Linked DNA regions of Mus musculus: regions 1 and 2 are each linked to region 3. A link is a loop called in an ENCODE intact Hi-C map of the cell type or tissue named here. Cell type or tissue: gastrocnemius. All regions are shown on one strand. Each heading gives the region's core, and the rest is flanking DNA. Links, peaks and the distances in the headings are about the cores only.

Region 1 (10,796 bases), core at 2,461-7,460, 350 kb before region 3:
CCCCGGGGACACCAAAAGGAATGACATCTGATAATGGATGTTTTCCATTTTGCAGAATTTGAAAAACAAGGGTATATCCATCATATCGTTGACATGTACTGAGGGTTCCAGTGGGCAGATATCTGCTTTATGCTCTGAAAAAGCTGAGTGTGTTCTGACACACTTATTGGACATAATGACAATTATGGGAATGCCTGTACAAATTAAAACTGATAATGCTCCTACATATTTATCCAATAAAACTAAACAATTCTTTACCTATTACAATATAAAACATATTACTGGTATACCGCACAATCCTACAGGACAAGCAGTGAGCCAATTGTACCTTAAAGGATGCTTACTAAACAAAGAGGAAGACTAACCCCCCTCCCCCCAGGGACAGATTAAATAATGCCTTGTTAACTCTAAGTTTTCTTAATGTTGGTGAAAAGGGAACAACAGAAGCTGAGAGATACTGGGTTGTCTTTAGGGAGCCATTTGCCTGCTTCTCCAAAGCAGAGAAAGGAGGGGGTGTCTGCTTGCCTGGCAGATTTAAGGGAGTCAGGATCTGTTGGAAGCACAGATGATAAGAGGAGGTACATTTGAGGCTCAAGGCGAGGGGCTGAAGATTCTATTGACCTTGGTGGAAGGAACAGGGAGGGTTTTGGATGTAAACAGGCGCCCTGTGTATATTTCAGCAATTGTTTCTATTAGCTTGTGGCTCCCAAATCTAACTCTTGGCACTTTACATCTTTTTTTTCTGCCTTTCCTATCTTTAAGCCTCAATCCTCCCTCAGAGACTCAACTCCTGCAGGTCGGCTCTAGCAGTCATTAAAAAAATAAAATAAAAAATAAAATTTAAAAACCTGAGGAACTAGACCAACCGATATACTATAAGGCTATGTTGACATATGGAAACCTGCAATAGTTTTAAGATAGGGAAGTGGTTGTGCTTATGTGTCTACAGGGAAAACATGGTTACCAACAAAACTTAGAAAGATCAGATCGGACCAGGAAAAACCTCTTATCAACTGAGACATGCGTATCGTCACAAAGCAAACAGTGCAGGTGACTCACTCTCACAGACTGTCTCAATTACTGGTGTCTCCAAAATATGCACACATATCAACTTCAAAGGGGCTCAAATGATCAATCACACAGAGACTGGACACACATAGACTCTCATGCCTTCATCTTCACTGATCTTCACTTTGTTGAGAGAGGCACAGCAGAGAACTTCTCCTGACATCCCAACTGGTCCTGGTCCTGGTCCAGGCTGACTCACGGGGATTCTGCGCAAGCCTGGCAGTTTCTGCTGGATCTTGCCACCGCTGCTGATTCGTGTTTGGTATCCTCCTGACACTATTGAACTGGACTGCTGGTATCCTGATAACAGAGATTGGACTCACCCCCCCCCCAAGAACTCCTTCTAAGCGCATCTTGAATCCCCCTTGTCCTATTTACCATCTTTTCTCCCCTGCCTTTGGACAGTGGGCTAGAAGAGGGGGCTAGAAGAGGGGGCTAGAAGCATTTGAGAACCCTTATTAAAGTAGGGTTTGAAAATCTAAGCCTACACACCTCTGCTTAGGCTTCCCATATCATTGTGATCAAATGTCCAAGTTTAAATTTTTTTTTTGCAAGGCAATCATTACAGAGCATTGAAGTTCCTTTCTGTTGCATGTAGGGAGCCGCCCTCACATTCGCCGTTGCAAGATGGCGCTGACATCCTGTGTTCTAAGTGGTAAACAAATAATCTGCGCATGTGCCAAGGGTAGTTCTCCACTCCATGTACTCTGCCTTCCCCGTGACGACAACTCGGCCGATGGGCTGCAGCCAATCAGGGAGTGACACATCCTAGGCGGAGGATAATTCTCCTTAAAAGGGACGGGGTTTCGCCTTCTCTCTCTTGCTCTGGCTCTTGCTCTCTTGCGCTCTGGCTCCTAAAGATGTAAGCAATAGAGCTCTTGCTCTTGCTCTCTTGCTCCTGAAGATGTAAGCAATAAAGCTTTTGCCGCAGAAGATTCCGGTTTGTTGTGTTCTTCCTGGCCGGTCGCGAGAACACGTGTAAGAGTTGCACATGAAACTGACTGGGCTCCCGCTTTAGTGCCTGCTATCGTTAGGGTCCTCCACAGTGTCTGTCACTCACTTCCCGCAGTTCTGAGCAGAGCTGAGACGGGTCTTCAGACATTACCACTAGGTTCTAAGAGCATCAGTGAAGTCGCAGGCCTAATTCTTGAGCATGCTCAGATCCAGAGCACGGCCACCTCCTAGGGGTTCTTGGCACTTGAGTTGTTGGTGTCACAGGGAATAAACAGCATTTGGCTTACTTTTTACAATGGCTGTGCTTCCATTTGTCACCTCTGAGTTAGAGCCTAGTTCAATAAACCCAGGAACACCTTCCTTTATCTCCTAAGCCGAAGCTTCACCCAGACACTGACACTGATGGCTTCATGGTTGTGTGGAGAGCACCTTCCCTCCAGACCTTGAGTCAGACCCTAAAGCTCTCGGTGAGTGCGCAACCTGAGAACTTTATCAGGGGAGGGTTTTGTTTTGTTTTGTTTTGTTTTGTTTTTAAAGATTTATTTATTTAGTTTATTTATAGGAGTACACTGTAGCTGTCTTCAGACACACCAGAAGAGGGCATCAGATCTCATTACACATGGTTGTGAGCCACCATGTGGGTGCTGGGAATTGAACTCAGGACCTCTGGAAGAGCAGTCAGTGCTCTTAGCTGCTGAGCCATCTCTCCAGCCCATCAGGGGAGGTTTTAAGTGTCCCTAGATACCATGAAAGCAAAGTTTATTATTGGTTCAAACTTTTATATTTTGTTTATTGTGTGTGTGTCCTGCGAATTGTATGGCACAATGCATATCACCACAGGTATGTGCATGTCAGAGGACAGTGGCCTGAAAACTGTACCAAAAGGTCACGGATCGTGCTGAGTGCAGGGTGACCCCAACACATTGGAACAATAAATTCCTCTTACTTTTTGCACTGATTCCTGGCTCCACGTGGTTCACTCAGGGGGTCCCTGGTAAGCTACAGCTCGCCACAGACTTCCAGCAGGAATCATCCTCTCCTTCCACCTTCTGGGTCTTAATGCTCCATGGCCCAACCTTTAACTGCTGAGGCATCTCTGGGCTTTGTTTGAGTTTTAAGACAGAGTTTCCTCTGTTTAGCCCTGGCTGCCCTGGAACTTGCTCTGTTGACCAGGCTGACCTTGAATTCCTGAGTTTTGGGAATAAAGGTGTGTCTTAAATTTTTTAAAAAAGATTTATTTCTTTGTTTTATGTATGTGTGCTCTATCTGCATATAAATGCCTGCATGCCAGAAGAGGGCATCATATCCCTGGAAATGAAATTATAGATGGTCATGTGGATATTGGAAATCTAACCCAGATCCTCTACAAAGAGCAGCCAGTCCTCTTAACTATCAAGCCATCTCTCTAGACCCACCTACCTTCATTCTCGTGAATTGGAACTATACAGCTGAAACCAGTATAAATTTTATCAGTGTCTCTAAAATGCTTGGTTAGCAGGGCATGGTGGTGCACACCTGTAATCCTAGCATTCAGGATGCTGAGGCAGGAGGACTGCTGGAACTTTGAGAACAGTTTGGGCCACATATCAAGACACCATCTTTTATTCTTTAAAAAAAAAAAAAAAAAGCCTAGACATTGGGCTGGGGCTAAGAGTGGCTTTCAGAGGTCCTGAGTTCAATTTCCAGCAACCACATGGTGGCTCACAAACATTTGTAATGGCACATGTACACACACACACAAATTAAAATAAAAAGGCAATAAATATGTTTGGTGACTTTTTTTTTTTTTTTTCGAGACAGGGTTTCTCTGTGTAGCTCTGGCTGTCCCGGAACTCGCTTTGTAGACCAGGCTGGCCTCGAACTCAGAAATCTGCCTGCCTCTGCCTCCCAAGTGCTGGGATTAAAGGCATGCGCCACCACCGCCCGGCTTTTGGTGGCTTTTGTTAATACTCTAGCATAGCATCAGGCAACTTGAAGGTATCTTTTTTGAGATATTTGACCATCCAAGTGCAGCTACATAAATTCTAATCTCTGCTGGGCCCTATCTACAGAAACTGGCACTGCTTTGCTTAGCAACTGTAGGGAAATCTCCTTTGGAGAGATTCTAGGAGTGGTAGGGAACAAGACAATGGAGACTCTCACCACGCCCTGGAGGCCGCAGCCTCACCGGAGAGAACTGCAGAAGATTGCCCGGGAACCTGGAATCCAGGAGGTGGGTGGAGCTGGCAGCCATTGTTCTTTGAACATTCAAGGCCCTGGAACCTAATTTGCTAAACTAGAGCTCAAGACATAGATATCCCTGTTTAAATTCAAAGCCAAAAGACACCCAGAGGTTTTTTGTTGTTGTTGTTGTTGTTTTTTTTTTTTTTTTTTTTTTTTTTTGAGAGTCTTATCCTGTTTCTTAAGCGATGTTCCCGCCATAGGCTTCCTAGGTAGGGGGTCAGAGTCCCCCACCCCTCACCCCCGTGCCTTTCAGCCGCTATACCGCAACATGGCCAGCAGGAGGCAGCACTACATATCAGAAAGGCAGAGAACTACCAACGTAAAAAAATAAGAAGAATTGAAGCCTTTGGAGCAGCTCTCTGGTTTCATAATGTTGTCTGGGGAGGGGGGAGGGGGCGGCTTTGCTTTCTTCTGCTGCCTAAATCTGGGAAACCTAAAGCCAGTTGGGAATAATTCTGCTGCTTTTTGTGATAGAGGAAGCTGATTTATTCCCTCATGCGCATGGGCATGAGCAAAACATGACCACCGTACAAGAAGGGCATGCGCGCGTGTGCTCGAGCCCCCCCCCCCCCCAACACACACACACTTCCTCTTCCTCTGTCTAGAGTTTCTCTTCCCGAGCCACTTTAAATTTGCTCTGTAACGCAAGTCTTGGCTCCCTGTTAAAGGAATGCTAGGGATCAGTGAGTAGGGTAGGGAAAACGTTATTTTCAGGAAATGCCCAACCATCCCAACATACCTACGGTCAATCCTACTTTGAAGGCAGGTCAAGCCAGTATCTGATTTCTGAGTTCCTGATCCAGAAAGACAAGCAGCTCTAACTGCAGGCCCAGTCTCCCTGCCTGGATCCCCCCACCGTGGAATCTCACCGAGCTCCCACTCTTCTCAGTACTAACTGTAGAGACTTTCCAGGCCTGTAGTCAGAGAGCTCGGGGTGACTGTCCAACATAAATGCCAAAGAAGTCCCTGTGCGGGATGCTGTCTTTGCCCTGCCCCAATGGGCATGTCCAAGCTACTGTTTGGAGACTTCGAGTTCACCAGGCCCTCCCTCTGCCCTTTGAACCTTCCTGGAGCCTGTGGCTTTTCTCTGGTTCTTGGATGGTTAAAGGGGCATTTCCATTCCGCCTGCTTTCCTCACCGTTGGCCTCTGTGTCTCAGGTGGCAGGGTGTGGTCCCAGCTAGAGGCCTAAATGAAAAGGAAAGACAAAGAAGAAAAAGAAAAAGAAAAGGAAAAAAGAAAAAAAAAATCCCATTCATCATTCATGACGATCCCACAAATGAATGTGACCATTCACATTTTAACAAGGGGAGCCCCCACACCCCAAGGCATTGAACTGTACATGTACAGTGGACTCCAGCTTTTAGAGACTAAATCAGCTAGTATCTATCTACCCAGAGGGCAGCTGTGGTAGGCTGGCCGGCTGTGGTAGGGCAGCCCTCCGCCAACCACCGTTTCCTTCTCAGCTCATGCAGTGACCTCACTCTCTGGTCTGTTCACAGGCTCTCCCACGAAGCCTTTGAGGTTCGTCAGCTTCGCCTCAGCCGCTCCGAGTGTACACTGGCCTGAGTTCTGGGGAGCTACCTCAGCTCTGGTTTTCTCTCCATCCATGGGCGTGGGGCCCAAGGCCATGATACCTCACTTTTATGGTGCGGATAACACCTTTGTCCTAGGAACTTTCTGGTTCCACCCACTCCTTCCAGTACCTCTCCTTGCTTTTCTCGGGGACATGAATGGACTCCATTGAGCAACGCTGCATGCTGGGAGGGATCACGTCACACTTTATACCTGCTCCTGCTATTCACTTCTCAGTGTGATGTTTATATAAGCACAGACTCAACCGGAACTCCCAGCCATTCGTGGACCCATCTCTTTGGCTTCCACAGGAACCCTGAAGGTAGGAGGGAAGGCTTGCCATTCTGTAAAAGGGCAGGCAGGCTAAAGGAACAGCCAGGCCTTCTCCGCAGAAGAAATAGCCCGGCCAGTATTCACTCATGTGACTTCTATCTGTGACTGAGAAGGCCTTTCCAGGGAAGCTGCAGTCTGTAGTTATAAGCCTGTTTCAGACAACGAATTTGAGGCCAGCCTGGCCTACATGAGATCCTGTCTCACAAAAACAGAGAGGTCTTGAATGCTCAGAACCCAGAGAAAGGAGGATGTCTGGATGAGAGATGTGCTAACTGCCCTGATCTGATCATTATCTGGTTTTGATTTGTTTGTTTTATTGTTTTTGGTGTTTGTTTGTTTGTTTGTTTGTATGTATGTTTAAGTAGTATCTCATATAGCCCAGGCTGTCCTTGAACTCCTAACTCTCTAGTCAGAAGCCTTATGAGTTCTGGGATCATAGGGCATACACCACTATCACCTGACTACCGTCATATACAAGAACTAAAATGTCACACTGTGTTCTTTACACAAGTACAGTTATGTGTCAGCCAACAAATAAAGGCTTTCAAGAACCTCCGTATGTAGCAGGACTGATGTGGGGCTAGAGCGCTGGCTCAGCAGGGAGAAGACCAGAGTTCAGTGCCCAGCACACACATGGGGCAATTCACAGCCATCGATAGCTCCAGCTCCAGGGGATCTGTCCTCCACACACACCCATGCTCATGGGAACAAACACACATATATGACAATAAATAAAAATAAAATAAAATTGAAGAAAAAATCCAGTAGTGTTAGGAGTATGGCTCAGTGGTAGGGTGTATATGTAACACCTTCAGTTTGAATCCAGTACTACAGAAAAAAAGAAAGAAAGAAAAAAAAGATTAAGGGGCACTAGAAATTGTGTACCTGCTTAGAAGATTTGTTTTACTGAGAGCAGAATAAGGAGGTTCTCTGGGTAGCTCTGGCTGTCCTAGAATTTACCCTCAGAGATCCATCTGCCTCTGTCTCCTGAGTGCTGAGATTAAAAGAAGATTTTATTTAAAAAAAAAAAAAAAAAAAAAGACTTTTAGGGCTAGTGAAATGGCTCAGCGGTTAAGAGCACTGACTGCTTTTCCGGAGGTCCAGAGTTCAAATCCCAGCAACCACGTGGTGGCTCACAACCATCTGTAATGTGATCTAAAGACAGCTACAGTATACTTACATATAATAAATAAATAAAACTTAAAAAAATGGCTTTTAATGTAGGGCATAATGGTGCACAGGAGGCAGAGGCAGGCAGACTGCTATGAGTTTGAGGCCAGCCAGATCTACATAGTGATTTATAGCCCATGGAGAAACTGGGTCTGAAAAAGAAAGAAAGAATTTAAAAGTTAGCACAAGCAAAATATCTCCTCCATGAGCGGAGGCACGTCCCAAACAGCTGCCCATCTGCGTTCAGTCCTGAGACTCAGGTGACAAGGGGGAGGACAGACTCCTACGGACTGTCATTTGACCTCCACACAGTAACACATGCATACCCCAACCCATACAAAATAAATAAGCAAAGGTAACAATAAAATCATTAATTAAGGGGCGGGAGAGACGGCTCATCGGTTAAGAGCACTGACTGCTCTTCAGAGGTCCTGAGTTCAGTTCCCAGCAACCACATGGTGGCTCACAACCATCTGTAATGGGATCCAATGCCCTCTTCTGGTGTGTCTGAATATAGCTACAGTATACTCACATACATAAAATAAATACATCTTTTTAAATATATATATTAAAAATCAATTTTTATAGGTGGAACAACATTATGAACTAACCAGTACCCTGGAGCTCTTGACTCTAGCTGCATATGTATCAAAAGATGGCCTAGTCGGCCATCACTGGAAAGAGAGGCCCTTTGGACTTGCAAACTTTATATGCCCCAATACAGGGGAACGCCAGGGCCAAAAAGTGGGAGTGGGTGGATAGTGGGGTGGGGGGAGGGTATGGGGGACTTTTGGGATAGCATTGAAAATGTAAATGAGGAAAATACATAATTAAAAAAAAAAGAAAAAAATCAATTTTAAAACGTTAATTAAAGCTGGGCGTGGTGGCGAACACCTTTAATCCCAGCACTTGGGAGGCAGAGGCAGAGGCAGGTGGATTTCTGAGTTCGAGGCCAGCCTGGCCTACCAAGTGAGTTCCAGGATAGCCAGGGCTATACAGAGAAACCCTGTCTCGGAAACAAACAAACAAACAAACAAACAAAAAAGACAAGCTGTATGTGGTGTTTTTAATCTCAGCATTCCAGAGGCACAGGCAGGCAGCTGGATCTCTGTAAATTCAAGGCCAGTCTGGTCTACAGGACAACCAGGGCTACACAGAGAAACATTGTCTCAAAAGCCAAATACATAAAGGATGGATAGATAGATAGATAGATAGATGATTGATAGATAGATAGATAGATAGATAGATGATTGATAGATAGATAGATAGATGATAGATAGATAGATAGATAGATAGATAGATGTAAACAGAAGCAGACAGATCTCTGTGAAATCTAGTTCAACTTAGTCTACAAAGGAAGTTCCAGGCCAGCCAGCCAGGGTTACTCAATGAGACCTTGTTTCAAAAAGAAAACCACAAAACAAATAGCACACACACACACACACACACACACACACACACACACACCTTTAAAAAGAGAGAAACTATTTGTCAATGCATCCGTGATGGTTTGAATATGCTTCGCCCAGGGAGTGGCACTATTAGGAGGTGTGGCCTTGTTGGAGGAAGTGTGTCACTGTGGGGGTGGGCTTTGAGAAAACTTCCACCTAAGGTCCTGAGGAGCCAGTCTTAGGGCCCAGGGCCAGGCCTGCTTTCCATCATGATGATATGGATTGAACTTCAGAGCCTGGAAGCCAGCCCCAATTAAATATTTCCCTCATAGCAGCTGCCTTGGTCATGGTATCTGTTCACAGCAATGAAAACCCTAAGACAGCAACCGAAGCAACCTGGGTTAGGGCAATGGCTTACCTGCCCTTAGAAAAAGAAGGAAAATACCCATTTTCCCAGCTCCAACTGGGGCTGGAGGCTGACCTGAGTAAAGTTCACACCAACCCTGAACAAAGAGCAAGACTTCATCTTATTTATTAATAAGATGAATAACCATCCAGGGGCTGGTAAGATGGGTGTACTGATGAAGGTGCTTGCTGCTAAGCCTTATGACTCAAGTGTGATTCTTGAACCCCACATGGTAGAAGGAGAGAAGTGAGTCCCGTAAGTTGTCCTCTGATGCCCTCTCCCCACAAACATAAATCTAAAAAATAAAAAAAAATTTTTTTAAAGTTTTTTCTTTTAATTTTTTTGTTGGTCCTGTTTGTATTTTGATCTTAATTCTGCTTCCTCGAGAGGGGCTGCCCCCAACCAGGGGTGGATCACTTACACAGGTGATCTCACTGAACCTTCTCCCTATGCTGACTGGTCAAATAAAGGCTAGAGCCTCTGATTAGGCAGGGGAAGGGAAAGATGGAACGGGATGTCTGAGGGAGGGGAGGAGAGAGAGAGAGAGAGAGAAAGAGAGGAAGAAGAAGAAGAAGAAGAAGAAGAAGAAGAAGAAGAAGAAGAAGAAGAAGAAGAAGAAGAGGAGGAGGAGGAGGAGGAGGAGGAGGAGGAGGAAGAGGAGGAGGAAGAGGAGGAAGAAAAGTGGAGTAGAACCACATGGCCTACAGAAGCCACAAGGGGTCTCATAGCAGGGGAATAAATTAGTATAGTGATAGATCTGCCCAATCTAGGCATATAGCTTATAAATGTAGTAACTGAGTTGTTGGGTCTATATGGGCACTTTGGGGTAAGAAATTACTGCAACAATTTTTTTTAGCATGAAAAGCAGAAAAAAAGTGGTTTGTTCAATGTGGCTGCATTGGGAAGAGGTACAGAGAGGGCCAGGGAACCCTGAAAATTCACCTTCCTTTTAAACAAGTGCTTAGAGAGCTGAGGAGACTCAATTGGTGTTTGCCTGGGATGCACAATGTCCTTGCTTCCATCTGCAGCATTGCCAAAAAGAGTTTTAATTGTGATAATAAACAGAGGGAGCTGGAGAACTGTCTCAATAGCTAAGAGTGTTGGCTCTCCCAGAGGACCTGGGTTCAGTTCCCAACACCTACATGACAGCTCACAACTGTCTGAAATTCCAGTTCCAGGGTGCTCAACACCCTTACACAAACATGTATGCAGGCAGAATACCAATATGTATAAAATAAAATCATTTTTTTAAAAAATGGGAGGTAGTTTGGATATATAGGGAAAGTGTCATATAATGATGACCTACAAGCCAAGAAAAGGGCATGAAGTCTCTTTAGGGCCTTGAAAAGAGAGGCCTGTCAGTGCCTTGGTTTAGGGCATCCGGCCTTCTCAACCATAAGAGAGTAAATTCCCTTTTTTTTTTTTTTTTTTTTTGGTTTTTCAAGACAGGGTTTCTCTGTGTATCCCTGGCTGTCCTGGAACTCACTCTGTAGACCAGGCTGGCCTCGAACTCAGAAATCCGCCTGCCTCTGCCTCCCAAGTGCTGGGATTAAAGGCTTGCACCACCACTGCCCGGCAACTATCCAGGCTTGTCGTGAGTGCCTTTTCCTATATCATATTCAGTGGTGCACAGTCAGCAGTATCCATTTTATACTAGGCCTGGCCAGGCAAAATCTGC
Region 2 (5,000 bases), core at 1-5,000, 260 kb before region 3:
CCCAGACTGCACAACATCATGTCGCAATAAAAAGGAAGTCCATATAGTTATCTAATAGAATATATGTGAGTGAGATCATGTCCTTGACAAAGGTGTGTGTGTGGGCACTGTGGAGATGAGCGTGCTTTGCATATATAGATGGGTCGTGTGTACCCATGTGTACGCGTGCCCAGAGCTACACTTGAGAGTTTCTCTCCCGTTCAGATGCTTGCTTTCCTAGTTGGGCGATGGCCAGTTGATGTGTGCTCTTGGACTCTGCCACTCCCCCCCCCTCAGTGTGAGGTTATCGGGAGGGGCAGCCATGTCTTACTCCATCTGGGTGCTGCAGATCTGGATGTCATTCCCATTTGTCCTGAACTAGTGCTTTTGGCCATTGAGTCGTCCATCTTCCCAGTCTCCCCCTTAGCTTCCTTGGATTGAATGCAAGTTTCTACAACACTAATTTTAGTTTGTATAGTTATTAAATATCTAACATGTAAAGCATTTTGAGTTGGAATTAGACATCAACAACTCTTAGAGCTATTAAAACATACCCCGTAGGGGCTTGGCAGTAGATTGCTTATATGGCTGATAAGCGATGAGACCCAGTATCTCAAAATAGCTCTGTCAGTGTTACGGGAAAATTTGCTTTCTTTTCCAGACAAATTTAAATTCAGCTTCATGATGACAGAACACAAATTGAGTTTTGTTGTGACAATAATTTATTTTGTGTAATGTGCGGAAGCAGGAGGGCAGCTTTGGGGAGTTGGTTCTCTCCTTCTATCCTGTGGGTCACAGAACTCCGAAATCAGGTAGCCATGCTTGACAGCAAGCCCCTTACCCACTGAGCCATGTTGTGGGCCCGAGGCACCAAGGTAACTGAGGGCTAAGGAGTTTAAGCACTTGGTACACAGGCCTGGACTGAAGTTGGGGTGCTCATAGTTCCAGGTGGAGACGGGATCTTTGAAGCTCCAACCTGGCTAGCAAGACTCATCACATCAGTGAGCTCTAGTTTCAACTAGGAGACCTTGTGGGTTCGGGATCCAGAGAAAAGCTCCGCAGTTTTTAGAGCACTTCCAGAGGTCCTGAGTTCAACTCCCTCTGGTGGATCTGAAGACAGCAGCAGTAGACTGACATACATAAAATAAATACATCTTTAAAACAGAGAGGGAGAGAGACCTTCCCTCGAGACTGCCGTGGGGAAGAGCAGTCTGGAAGCTTCCTGACAGCAGCCTTCACTTGGATGTGCATCCGCTCGCATCTGAGCGTGTGGACACACGCTCATACAAACACGTGGGAAAGATGATACTTTACAAAGGGTTCTTATTTTCTCAAAGGACCTTTGTAGAAACACTCCTCCTCTCGGTTGGTTAGATGTGCCAACCGGTGGTACAAGCTCATCACTGAGCCTGGGACCCCAGTGATCTTAGAACCCATGCAGTGGAAGGGCTGACTCCTGCAGGGCTCCTGGTCTGCACACACAGCATGGCTCATATACAAAAGAGACAGAATGAAAACCTGATTCCTCCACTCTGTGACTACGAATTTCTGCTCCTCGTGCCTCAGTTTCCCCATCACATAAATGTGTAGCATCTGCTTGTTTCCTTTTTATATCATTTTGTCTGGTTTCAGCAGGAATTAGGGATGTGCTCTGACTGGGCCGCTCTAAGCAGTAAGGCCTCAGCACACAGCAGCTGTTTGGGGCTTTCTGCTTTCATGTATCTCCCACTGTACAGTAGCAGATAGATAGCCTTTTGTTTCCTAGTAAGTCACCTAGTACACGATTAATTACTCATTATTTACTCATCTACTCACTGATTGATCGATTGACACAGTGTCCTATGAAGCCCTCCCTGGGTGGCCTGGAATTCTGTATAAGCAAGGCTGGTCTCAAGCTCACGAAGACCTGCCCTGCTGAGGTAAAAGCACTGCACAACTGTGCCCAGCTTGTGTGATTTATTTATTTATTTATTTATTTATTTATTTATTTTTAATTCTCCCTTTCTGTGATTTAGCACATTTAAGTGTTCATGTTTGCCCTATTCCCTCAGCACAGATCTGGTCATGAGAGGCGGCAGAGTTTGAGGCCGGCCTGGTTTACATAGGAAGTTCTAAGATAGCAAGTACTGTGTAGAGAGACTCTTTCTCAAAAAGTAAGACTGACTGACTGACGACTGACTGACTGACTGACTGACTGACTGACTAGAAAAAACAAGTCCTAGTCTGAATCGCTTTTGGTATGAGTGCATCTTCCTCTCTCGGCTCCCGGTTCTAAAAGCCTGCACTTCTTCATCCTCTGCTTACACATCTGCTTCTGACCCTGACCGCAGGGCTGGGCTGACAGGTGCTAAGGTGCCTGTTTGTTGATAGATGTAGCCAGCGAGCGCGCACACCACACACACACACACACACACACACACACACACACACACACGCAGCCTGAGCTTATAAACTTTAAGAAGACATCTTGTTTTATGTTCCGTGTTCCCGGTTTCCTTCTGTGGGTCCTCCCATCCCCATTATTTTTAAAGAGCTCAGCACAGTTCTTTAGTGTGCGGAATTTACCGTGCTTTAAAAAGTATATTAGCATCCATTATTTTGAGATGTTACAGATAATTTGTCCTCCTGTGATGTTTTCGGTTTTGACTCATTCTAAGCTTGCTTTTTAGTCCAGAGAACAGCAAGAGTCAGGTGTGTTCACAGACAGCAGGGGGCAGCAGCAGCTTGGAAAGGGAGGGCATTTGCATTGGTTACAGTTTTTCTCTGTAAGATACTTGCCAGCTTATTGGGAGGTTCTAGCTGGGTAATGGAGTTAGCTGCACAGAGGTCCTCAACAAAAGCAGTTTTCCTATCTTTGGGAAGGTGACTGCGTGGCTTTAGTTGACCCCATGGAGCGGGGTGATGCCTGTCCAGCCAGATCACCCTCACATCTAGAAACAGGGATTTTCATGTCTATCTCAAATGTTCCAGGGTAAAATATAAAATAACGATGTTCTACATTGGACACGTTTCCAGCAGATTAAGATAACTCACGCAGACATACAGATTATTTTATGTCTAACTTATCTGTTCGGACTTTGTAAACTACTTTGAAAAGTTATTATTTTATGTGTATTTTCATGTCTATCTGTGCCTGAAACTGGTGTTACAGACCCCTAACCCTAACCCTGACCCTGACCCTGACCCTAAACCAAACCCTAACCCTGCTTGTCAGCCCCTGTGAGGGTACTGGGAATTGGACCCTTACCCTCTGGAAGAGCAGCCAGTGCTCTTAACTACTGAGCATCTCACCAGCCACATGCAAATGGAATTTTGATAGAGAGTGCATTGAGTCTTTTTGGTTGCTTAATGTAGCCATTTTCACAGTATTCTGCCAATCTATGGGCGTGGGGTGTCTTCAGTTTGTTTATCTCTCCAGGCCTGACACTTCATGCTTCAGTTAATTTAAGAAGTTCACAATTCCTTGGGTGATCTTTGACATCCAAGACCCTTACTGAGCAAGCATGAGAGATGCTGAGAAGGCTCAGAGATGGCTCAACACTTAAAAGAGCACTGGGTGCTCTTCCACAGGACCTGGGTTTGATTCCCAGCACCAGCATGGTTCATAGCCATCTGTAAATCAGGCCCAGGGGATCTGACACTGTCTTCTGGCCTCCTTGGGTACCAAACATGTCAGTGATGCCAGACAGACAGACAGGCAAAGCACCTGTGCACTTAAGGCTTTAAAATGTGAAGAAAGAGAAATTACTGATGCTGTATATAGTGGCTGATACCCATAATTCCCAAACTTAGTATGCTGAGGCAGGAGGATTGCCATAAATTCTGAGCTACATAAATTTTGGGCTACAGAATGAGACCTTGTTTCAAAAGCCAGAACAAACAAGAAGAAAAGAAAACAAAAGAAAGTCAGAGAAACAGCCAGCTTCTAGGATTTGAGAGGCTGGGGAGCCTCACTGTATCAGCCAGTGATGCGTTTAAGGCTAGCAGGGGTTAGACATGTTGAAGTCATGAAGTGAGGTGAAGTGATTAGTCACAGTGCTAGAAAATAAGGGGAGAGTGGTAGAGCTGAGGCCTGCTAGTGTGTGTTCTCTCTCCTTAAAATTAAAAGACAAAACCAAGTTGCCTTAGCCTGCAGAGTTCCAGACAGGGCATCCAGTACTCTGTAATTGGAGTTATAGATAGTTGTGAGCTGGCATGTGGTGCTGATATGGAACCCAGGCCCTCTGGAAGAGCAGTCAGCCCTCTTAACCTCTGTCTGAAGCCCTTTCCGCAGCTGTGTATCTAGTGTTTGTAACTTTGTTTCATTTTGTGCTACACAGGCTGTTTTGGCTTCTAATAAAACTTATTTTCAGAATAATGGTTTTAAACATATGAAATAAAACAAGGAGAAAAGAAACTAATTGTATTGAAGTGTAGTTATCAAGATACAAAACCTTGATACAGAGCCATACACTTGAGTTTTTGTTTTTGTTTTTGGTTTTGGTTTTTTTTTTTTTTTGGTTTTTCGAGACAAGGTTTCTCTGTATAGCCCTGGCTGTCCTGGAACTCACTTTGTAGACAAGGCTGGCCTCGAACTCAGAAATCCACCTGCCTCACACTTGTAATTAATGCATTTAAATTGTGTATGCGTGCGTCCATCTGTCTGTCCCTCTGTCCCTCCTTCCCTTCGGAAGAGACAGTAAGATATCAGGTCTCCTGGAGCTAGAGTAAATGTAGTTGTTTGCTGCCTAGTGTGGGTTCTTGGAACTAAACTTGGGTCCTCTGCGGGAGCAGCGTACAGTGTTAACTCTCCAGCTCCTTAGTTAATGCATTTAGAAAGATTGTAAGGACTGGAGAGAGAGCCGGCTAAGTGTGTAAGATGGAGAGAGAGCCGGCTAAGCGTGTAAGATGGAGAGAAAGCCGGCTAAGCGTGTAAGATGGAGAGAGAGCCGGCTAAGTGTGTAAGGTGGAGAGAGAGCCGGCTAAGTGTGTAAGATGGAGAGAGAGCCGGCTAAGCGTGTAAGGACTGGAGAGAGAGCCGG
Region 3 (10,796 bases), core at 3,303-8,302:
CATACTGTGTCCGTCTTCATTCCCTCCCGAGTTATCATTAAGTCTAGAAATCCTCTGGAGAAATCACTGTAATCTCTTCAGGGTTGTGCTACAACCCCCGAATGTATTGAGGTGCACCCAGATAATACTTGAGCACTGAAAGAGGAACAATGAATGAGCTGCTGAAAAGCTCAGTTGCTGCTTAGCATGAATGTGTATCTCTCTCCAGCAGTGGCCAGTGGGAGTCAGCGGTGGCAGATGTCTGGCTGACAGGTTTAGCCTCCTGCTCTTCTGGTGTACTTTACTCATCTCTGTTGCTCTGACCAGACTGCTGCTGGCTGTGATGTCACCATTGTGCCAACAGTAAGTCACAGTGAGGTGGTAGAAATACTTACCAGACCAAATTGAGGTAAAGGTTTCAATAAGCAGTCTGTTATTAAACAGACATAAATATAGTAGACCAGTTCTCACACTCTGCTGAGAAGGAGGGAGGCTCCTTTTGTGGCAGTTAAGAAGAGCTACATGGCTTTGGTCATGGGACATTTGAGTGGGGTAGAATTTGAATAGCTAAGAGGAGGGCAGCTCGCTATCTTGTTAGGTGGTGTCTTAAGGGTTCCATTGCTGTGAAGAGACACCATGACCATGGCAACTCTTATAAAGGACAACATTTAATTAGTGTTGGTGTATAGGTTCAGAAGTTCAGACCAGCCTGGCGAGGTGGCACACGCCTTTAATCCTAGCACTCAGAAGGCAGAGGCAGGCAGATTTCTGAGTTCAAGGCCAGCCTGGTCTACAAAGTGAGTTCCAGGACAGCCAAGGCTACACAAAGAAATCCTGTCTCGAAAACAACAATAAAAAAAAAAGAAAAGAAAAGAAAAGAAAAAGAAAAAGAAAGAAAGAAGTTCAGTCCATTATCGTCATGGCGGGAAGTGTGGCACTGTGCAGGCAGACATGGTGCTGGAGGAGGAGCTGAGAGTTCTACATCTGGATCTGCAGGTGAAAGACCCACAATGTGAGGACTCCCCCACGTTCTGACTCAGGAGAGGCAACACCTCAAACCACTCACGAGAAACGGTCTTGCTGCAAACTGCAAGAGGACTTTTATTCAAGAGCACTCTCGGGCCCACAGTCATACACCACACAGGGGTAGAGGACCATGGTGCCCCGAGTAGCTGGGTAAGGGGGTATTTAAAGGAAGAAACCACAACTCAAGGAGGTGGGGAGGGCGTTGTTGGAAAATACCAAAAATACCAGTTAAGAGTCACAGGAAGTGCAAAGTCACAAGAGTCACAAGGAATACCTGGTAATTGTGCGGGTTATTTCTCAAGACAGTTTCTAGAGCCCCTAACAATAGCACATTTGCATAGCGGGTTCCAGCAATGGTCAGGGTAGGTCAGGGTGACTTTCTTTGAATGAACACTCCTTGAACACAGGAAGCGGGTGGGTAAAGGAACGCCACTATCTGTTTTATGATAACATACCTTGGAGCATTGAGTCATAGAGGTCACATTCTCAAGCCTGGGCCTAAAGGCCTAGAAATTTGCTTTTACGTTATATTTTTTCACAGGCAAGAGAAAGTGACTGTGATACGCTTCCTCCAACAAGTCTAACGAGGCCACATTCCCCAATGGAAAGCCCAACCAACCCTGTTTTTGAAGAAACTCCATTTTGTGCAAAATTAGGGGCTAAACTTCAGTTCCAGGAAGAAAAATCACAAAGTCCACTAGAGCAGGCATCTTATGACACCCCCCTCCCCCTTAGCAACAGCCAGTCAGGCTATAATAGCAGGATCAGGGTACATAGAGATAGCCTAAGGCCTTCTGCAGAGAATAGATAGCTTAGCCACCCTGTTCATCAGGTGGTTTTGTCCCCATGTTCAGTTCCTGGAGATGACACCAGAAATGCAGTTTTTAAAATACTAACTTGCTGACCCCTATGGAAATTCTCCAAGCTTGCTGTAACCACAATAATTACTCATGTCTCACTGCTATGGGGACAGTGAGAGACCTTGCTCTTGAGTTCATAATAGAGACCCTTATGTGTTTACATCAGAATTGGCTCCTCGGTGGTCTTTGGGGTCCCCATGACTTAGTCATGACACTAGCAGTGCCATTCCTATGGGCCAACCATTTAAATACATGAGTGTATGTATGGAGCCATCCCTATTCAAACCACCACAGGTGGTTAAAACCCCCTTTGTCCTTCCTCTAGATCTGCCATTTGGGGTGAGGCACCAGGGGCTTTGGGAGGCGGGCTCCGACTGTTTGTATGAGACATTTATACAGGTCAGAGTCAGTGGGCTCCGAGCAGTCCGTGTCTGCTTGTTAGAGGGCGGAGGAGGAGGATTGTCATTTTTGGCCGCTAATTTTGTCTTTTCGTTTGCTGCTGCCTTTGCCAAAGGCTCTAGAAAACCTCCTTTAGGACAGTGGGTTTTCCTTAGATCCTTGTTAGGGTTCTTACAATAAATGTAAGAAATGTAAGTAAATCCTGTAAGAAAAATCACAGGAGTGGGTAGCTAGGTGGGATGTTCTGGAGAGGGGCCAGCTCCCGCTTCTATTTCCTGTTCCCGCTGCTGATCTTGATGGCTCTGTTCGCTTGCTTTGCTTTCTATCGCCATCTCCTGTAGATCAGGCCTGGCCTTGGTCTTGAACTCCTGATTATGTGCCCCCGCCCTGCCTCCACCCTGTAAGTGCTTTTAAATTTTCAGGTTCTCTACTTGTTCCCATCACCTTAGCTGAGATGACTCCTGCACAGAAAATATTCATGGAGCAGAATTTCATCACACAAAAACTCAATAGCAGTAATGTCCCCTACTGTAGATTCTGCTGGCAGCTGGACGCCATGCTATCTTTGGGTGTTTCCTTTTTCACTTTTTCCATCGGTTAGGTGGAAATGGACTTGGGGTCGGTCCACCTTTAGTCTAAACATTAGTCATTAATAGGAAGAACAAAAGAAACTATGAAATTTTCAAGTAGAGAAAAAGAGGCTTGTTTGTTTGTTTGTTTGTTTTTCACGGGGTTTCATGTAACCTAAGCTGACCAGCGATTCCCCTGCCTTCCTAGTATTGGGATGCCAGATCTGCATTTCAACGCCTACTTTTTGATGCTTTGTTGTCTGCTCTCAAGGACCCGGAATTGAGCTGTACACTCCTGGAGATAATCAATAAGCTCTACTTTCCCAGAGCAATAACGAAGTGTCTCTAGTTTATTAAACTTGCCTGATCTGAGCTAGCAGTTGCTGAGACCTGGAAATTGTTCCTGGAAGGGATAAGTCGTTAGAGCAAGGAGACAGATTTATTTGAAAACCAACAAACCAAAGATGGAGTCTCTTCGTAGGTATTCTACTGCTGTGAAGAGACACCATGACCACAGCAATTCTTTTTTTTTTTTTTTTTTTTTTTCCGAGACAGGGTTTCTCTGTGTAGCCCTGGCTGTCCTAGTACTCTGTAGACCAGGCTGGCCTTGAACTCAGAAATTCACCTGCCTCTGCCTCCCAAATGCTGGGATTAAAGGCGTGCGCCACCACGCCCGGCCTTTCTTTTTTTTTTTAATTTTTATTTATTTATTATATGTAAGTACACTGTAGCTGTTTTCAGACACACCAGAAGAGGGCATCCGATTTCATTACAGATGGTTGTGAGCTACCATATGGTTGCTGGGATTTGAACTCAGGACCTCCAGAAGAGTAGTCAGTGCTCTTAACTACTGAGCCATCTCTCCAGCCCCGACCACAGCAATTCTTATAAGGACAACATTTAATTAGAGCCGGCTTACAGTTTCAGAGGTTCAGTCCATTATCATTGTGGCATGATGCAGGCAGGTGTGGAAGCAGTATACTGAGCCACATCCTGATGTGAAGGCAGAGAGAGAGAGAGAGACCAGGGCTGGCTTGGGTTTTTGAAACCTCAAAACAAAAAACAAAAAAAAAAAACAAAACAAAACAAAACAAAAAAACCAACTCCAGTGACATACTTCCTCCAACAAGGCCACACCTACTAACCCTTCTAATCCTTTCAAATAGTAACCCTCCCTGGTGACTAAGTGTTACCGACTGAATTGATCAACACATGAACCTACAAGGGTTATTCTTATTCAAACTACCACACAGTGCTATCACTTACAAAACTATGTTGGGGGACCCAGAGACAGAGAGAGCTTTTATTGGGAGAGAAAGGGGGAACCTGGAAGCAGACAGAAAGGAGAGTTGCTGTGTGGAGTCTACACCCTCCACAGTATACATCTTTTCTTTTCCACAAGAATATCCTGAGAGGACAGCTGACCTTTGTTGCCCAAGCCACTCTAGTTCCTTAAACAAACACATCATTTATTTCCCTTCGAGTTAAACATTATTCTACTTCTAATTAAAGAACAACACTCCAACACGCTCAGCCCATTTTCTGGTCTTATTGAAGACCATTAGATATATATTAGGTTCTGTAAATCTAGCGAAAACTTACTGATGAGTACATTTTTTACAGTTTGCGATTGGAGCTTCAGGAGCTTGGGCTCTGGCAGCCCCAGAAGGCTAGGATGGATCCTCCATCCATCATATCAATTAAAGGAACATGGTAGAGAAAACAGACAAAAGAGGTTTATCGTCTTTGTTTTCCTTTCGTTTCTCTCTCTCTCTCTCTCTCTCTCTCTCTCTCTCTCTCTCTCTGCAGAGTGTTACTATGTAGCTCTGGTTGGCCTAGAATTCACTATCTAGATCAAGCTGTCTTCAAAGTTACAAAATATCAACCTGCCTCTACCTCTCAAGTGGTAGGATCAAGAGTGTACCACCATGCGAGACTTTTTTTCAATGTGGCCACATTAGGAGACAAAGAAACAGCCCAAGAAAAAGAACAGTGACCCACACATCCATATACAACATACACACAAAGAGTGAATGTGTATGAAGGGATGTCAGAGGACAACTTGGAGGAATCACCTCCTTCCACCATGTGGGTCATCTGGCTGATGGTAAATGCCCCTACCAGCAAATCATTTAGGTTTAAACAGAGGATGGATTCTGGCAAGGGTCAAGGTGCAGCAGTGCGCAGACCTGGCTGGCCTAGAATCTGCTATCTAGATCAGTCTGGCTTCAAACTCACAAAAAATGGATCTACCAAGGTCAGGAGTCTTGATCGAGGTGTGGCCCTGCCTGCCACCCTTTCAGTCTGAGTTCTGCAAAAGTGGTCAGAAGGTCTTATCTGAGGGGACAGGTCAGTTCTCGGGTGATGGCTACCCCCGCGTCCTCTGGAGGAGGGGTCTGCGCACTGAGCTTCTACTTCTCCTGGGAGCCAGGATGACTGCAGGTTTCGGAGCAACTTCAGTGTCCTCTGCGAAAGTAAAGGGGATGGAGACACACGCAGAGATGGCGTCCTGCCTTCAGTCACCTGTGGGCTCACACGAGAAGTCAGGACAAAAGCGGCTTCTCGGGGGCTGTTTCAAAACCGACACAAGGCAATACTGAACACAGCATTCAGCTTGTTCCCACTGACGAGGCCCGTCAGACCTGCCTAGGCCTCATGAGCAGCTGGAGGCCAGAGAGAAAAGCATGACCTATGATGGTTATCTCAGTGAGGACTTGATGAGATTTACTCAGACTGAAGGCCGCAACTTGAGGGTTTGGAGGCCAGAAGTTTGAAATTGTAGGTTATAAACATTGCTATTTGTTTTTAGTTTATTGTAGCTAGGTATGATTGTATACACCTTTAACCCCAGCCCTTGGGAGGCAGAGGCAGACAGACCTCTGTGACTTTAAAGTCAGCCTGGCCTATAGAATGGGCTCTACGTCAGCCAAGGCTACATAGTGAGAACCTGTCTTAAAAACAAAACAAAAACAAACAACCTAAACAAATATGTATTTTTTATTTTATTTTGTATGCATGTGTGTATAACAGAAGTGAGGGGAGATAGAGAATTCAGATGTAACTGTGTCCCTGAGGTTTATTTGACAGCCTTACTTCTATACCCCGAGTTTGATCTCACATTTCTCTCTGGGACCAGGAAAATATAGGGGTGCTGGCTATTTCAGTAGGATGGGGTCCCAGGAGCCCAAACTGAAAGAGCCAAGTGGAGCTTTAGACGAACCGAGTCTCTGGGTTCACGGCCTGGCGAAGGCTGACCCCTGGTGGCTGCACGGAGCCTTGCAGCTGCAGCCTGCTTAACCTGGCTAGGGCTCTTGCAGACCAAGAGTGGTTGTGAGGAAGGAAGCCAGTAAATGAGGCGGGTTTCGAGCCACATGGTGCTTTTCCAAAGTCTCGGCTAGACAACAAGAGGCAAACATCGTAAACTCATATCACTAGCCTTAGGTAATTCAGGAGCAGTAAGGATGCAAGCCTGGTCCTTGGTCCTGTGAAGGCTCGATGCCCCAGTGTAGGGGAATGCCAGGGCCAGGAAGCGGGAGTGGGTGGGTTGGTGAGCAGGGGGTAAGGGATAGGGAGTTTTTGGAGGGGGAAACCAAGAAAGGGGATGATATGTGAAATGTAAATAAACTGGGCAGTGGTGGCGCACGCCTTTAATCCCAGCACTCGGGAGGCAGAGGCAGGCGGATTTCTGAGTTTGAGGACAGCCTGGTCTACAGAGTGAGTTCCAGGACAGCCAGGGCTACACAGAGAAACCCTGTCTAGAAACAAACAAACAAACAGGAAGGAAGGAAGAATCTAATTTTTAAAAAAGTGAATGTTCTAAACAGTATGAAAAACAAACAACAACAACACTGAAAGCCTGGGAAAGAGTGGGTGAGTTGGTTGGTCAGGTTGGTTTGGTTTGGAACTGCCTGCTTGTTTCTTGAGGCTATGTGTCTCTGTGTAACCATGGAAACCTCCAACTTAAAACTTTGCTGAGGTCTTCCGGTCTCAGGCGCTGCGGGAGCCGCGGGTTACCGTGCAGACGTGGCCAAGTCTAAGAACCACGGCACACACAACCAGTCCCGCAACTGGCACAGAAATGACATCAAGAAACCCCGGTCGCAAAGATACGAATCTCTTGAGGGGGTTGACCCCAAGTTCCTGAGGAACATGCGCATTGCCAAGAAGCACAACAGAAAGGCCTGGAGAAGATGCAGGCCAACAATGCAAAGGCAGTGAGTGCGCGCGCAGAGGCCAACAAGGCCCTCGTGAAGCCTCAGGCCATCAAGCCCAAGATGCCAAAGGGCCCCAGCCGCAAACTCAGCCATCGCCAGGGCTTTCATCGCTCACCCCAAGCTTGGGAAGCAGATTCGAAGCTACATGGCCAAGGGTCGTAAGCGCTGCCAACCAAAGCCCAAGGTTCAAACCAAGGCACAGGCCAACGCTCCAGCTAAGACCCAGGCTTCAGCTCCAGCCCAGGCCCCCAAAGGTGCCCAGGCCCCTGTGAAGGCCCCAGAGAAAAGGCTTCTGCCAGTGTGAAGACAGATGGACTGCTGTGACACACCTACCCACACACTATTTGCAAATGACCAGTGTCCTATGCTGCTTTTACAAATAAACTCAGGCAAGATCTGTTTAAAAACAACAACAAACAAAACAAAACAAAACAAAACAAAACCTTTGCTGAGGATGGTCTTGACCGATCCTCTGCCCAACCCCACCCCACCCTACCCCCAGTGCTGGGACTATACAAGTATGTCCCTCCATGCTCCGCTGTAGACTGAGGGATCTGGCATGCCTGTTATTCTGCGTCCATATATGACAGCCTTTCTCTTTAGGCATGGGGCAGGACACCTGGGATATGAGATGCACTCAGATCAGACAGCCTGACAGTACATTCTCAGGATACATTCCTACTGTTAAGAGATAGGTGATTGTACTCAGAAATGCCCACAGGTGCTATATCTTAGGATACTTCATTTTGAACCCCAACAGCTACAAGCACGGCCCACCTGAGTCTGCCTTGGGAGGCCGCTGAGGAGACAAATCACAAAGAGAGGTAAAGAAACATGTCTTATCTCCCCCCGCAGGCCTGAGGAGACTTACCTGCCGGCTCGCTCTTCAGAACTACAGAGGCCAGTCACTTATAAAGTCACTTGGGTGACTTTACAGAGCTCTCCCCACCATCCTTACAGACCCACTAGCTGCTTTCTCCCCCCCCCCCAGAAGTCAAGCCCCTCCACCCTGATGGCTCTCACAGAAACCTGGCAACCCAACTGTGCTAGGGCCAAGTTTCCCTCTTGGAGCTGCAAGCCCAAGACAAACTTGAATTATAAGTTTTCTCTATTTGAAGATGTATTTTTATTTGTGTAGGTGTCTATGTGTACTGTGTATGTATAAATACCATGATACGTCAGAATAGGAGGGCATTGGATCTTTGGCGACTGAGATTACCGGTGGTTATCAAAGTATCAAATTCTCACAATGAGAGCTGCTCAATGAAGGGTTCCCTGCAAGAGCAACAACTGCTGGTGACTGTTGGAGCCCTGTAACTTTAGTCTTTACAAAACCCGAAGGAGCCATTGGAGCCCCTGGGTAGACAGATGACTCTGAGTTGCCACCGTGTAGGTGCTGGGAATTGAACTAAGTATTCTCGTAGAGAAAAGCCAGTGCTCTTAACCACTGCACAACCCCTCCAGCTCCAACGTTACTCTTCTATAGTGCCTTTCTCTGAGACTACTAGCACATAGGCTAGGTTACATGATATGGGATGTGCTGCCTCACCCTCAAACCTATACAGAGAGAAATTCCCTTTGTGTTGTGGGGCCGAATGAAGGGTCTGTCAAGACAGCGGCCACACTGTCTGCAGAGACCAGCTCTCCTAATGAAGCTGGGTTTTGACCAGAAGCCTTGTTTTTTTCACTTCAGGCTGTGGGGCAAGTGGGGGATCTGGACTGGGCTTTATATCAACGTGACACAAGTTAGAGTCATCTGAGAAGGAGGAGCCTCATCTGAGAAAATGCTTGTTTAAAGATGGGGCTTTAAACAAGCCTGGAGGGCGTTTTCTTAATTAGTGATCACTGTGGGAGGACCCAGCCCACTGTGAGTGGGTCACTCCTAGGCTGTGGTCCTGATTTTTAGAAGAAAACACCCTCAACAAACAATGAGGTGTAATCCAGTAAGCAGAACTCCTTCATGGCTCAGCAACTGCTCCTGCCTGCAGGTTCCTGCCTTGTTTGTGTTCCCATCCTGATCTTTGATGATGAACAGTGATGTGGAGGACTAAGCCAAATAAATCCTTTCCTCCCCACGTTAGTTTGGTCATGGTCTTTTTTTCATAGCCATCACTACTCTAAAACAGAGGTCTAGGTGCTACGTGCTTTGCTGATGAAATGGAGTTCTAAGTTATCAAATTATCACAATGTTTGTCTACTTCAGATACACAGCAGCAAGACAAAAAGGTACATAGTGGCTACAGGCATCTCTATGAGCCTGGGGCCTCCATTCTGGACTGTTCCCATCAACTACTGGCTTCCTGCCTGGGCGGGGAAATCAGTATAGCTAACAGCCCCAGGAAGCACTTCGAATGGGCTGTACGCAAGGGAAATAACCAAGGTACAAAGAAATTACCCACGTATCACCTACCTACTGTCTAAGACACAAAACAACACCTACCTACTGTCTACAACCCCCACATCACCTACCTGATGTCTGCAAAACCCCACATCACTTACCGACTGTCTACAACAGCCCCACATCATCTACCTACTCTCTACAACTCCCACACACGTCACATACCTAATCCATACAGCCTCCCACATCACCTACCTACATCACTTACCTATTGTCTACAACCCAAACACATCACCTTCCTACTGTCTAAAAGCCCATATCACATACCTACTGACTACAACTCCACATACCTACTTACGGTCTACAACCCACACACATCACATACCTACTGTCTAAATAAAACACACCGACATCATCTACATACAGTCTACAATACCCACATCACCTACCTACTGTCTACAACCCCCACACCCACATCTCATGCCAACTGTCTACAACCCCTCACATATAACCTACCTACTGTCTACAATTTCCACACAAATCACCTACCTACTGTCTACAATTTCCACACACATCACCTACATACAGTCTACAACATACCCACATCACCTACCTACTCTCTAAAACCCCACACATCATATACCAACTATCTACAACTTCCACAAACATCACCTACCTACTGGCTAAAAGATCATCACCTACCTAATGTCTAAAGCACCTCCCACATCACCTACCTACTGTCTACAACCCACAAATCACCTACATATTGTCTACAATTCTCACAAACATCATGTAGCTACTGTCTACAACCCCACACATCACCTACCAAATGTACAAGTTGCCGTATCACCTACCTACTTACTATACAACCCCCTACATCACCTACCTATTGTCTCCAAAACCCCCATGACCTACCTACTTTCTCCAACCCCCCTTCACCTACCTACAGTCTACAACCCACCCACATCACCTACCTACTGTCTACAAACACCCCTCACACATCATCTACCTAATGTCTACACCCCCCCATATCACATAACCACTTCCTACAACCCCCCACACATATCAGCTTCCATCTCTATACCACATCTCCCACATCACCTACCTACTGTCTACTACCCCCACATCACTTATCTACTCTCTACAACCCCCCACATCACCCACCTACAGTGTACAACCCACACACATCCCCTACCTGCTGACTACAACCACAAACACATATCACCTACCTATTGTCTCTAACCATCCACACACATTACCTAACTCCTGTCTAAAAAGCCCATATCAGCTACCTACTGTCTACAAGCCAAATCATCATCTACCTACTCTCTATAACCCCTCCCCATCACCTACCTACTGGCTACAATCCCCGCAACACCTATCTACTGTTTATACTCCCTCACATCACCTA

The links. A loop is a pair of places that touch in the nucleus more often than their neighbours do. Peaks named below come from ENCODE experiments on the same cell type or tissue, not always from the same donor. Only the 100,000 strongest peaks of a DNase experiment are listed, where the experiment ranks them.
Region 1: a loop joins it to region 3, with 7 times the contacts of the local background. A loop is called at or near these places in 10 of 42 quality-filtered maps.
Region 2: it touches region 3 in a loop (14-fold over the local background); 22 of 42 quality-filtered maps call a loop at or near these places.

What each region holds. Positions count from the first base shown.
Region 1 is chr17:87,597,576-87,608,371 of GRCm38, forward strand. It overlaps Gm46609 (predicted gene, 46609), which reads right to left. Exons shown (of 3, transcript NR_169183.1): 3 at 4,708-5,431. Among named protein-coding and RNA genes, the nearest start is that of Gm46609, 11 kb to the right of the region's middle. In gastrocnemius, for the core only: CTCF peaks have their summits at 3,316 (motif pointing right) and 4,518 (motif pointing right); a DNase peak (open chromatin) is centred at 4,516; H3K4me3 peaks cover 702 bases; H3K27ac peaks cover 1,402 bases.
Region 2 is chr17:87,689,434-87,694,433 of GRCm38, forward strand. The region is part of intron 7 of Msh2 (mutS homolog 2); the gene reads left to right. Among named protein-coding and RNA genes, the nearest start is that of Msh2, 19 kb to the left of the region's middle. In gastrocnemius, for the core only: a CTCF peak has its summit at 2,691 (motif pointing right); a DNase peak (open chromatin) is centred at 2,695.
Region 3 is chr17:87,943,071-87,953,866 of GRCm38, forward strand. No RefSeq gene overlaps it. Among named protein-coding and RNA genes, the nearest start is that of Msh6, 27 kb to the right of the region's middle. In gastrocnemius, for the core only: no CTCF peak of the experiment used is centred there; a DNase peak (open chromatin) is centred at 6,093.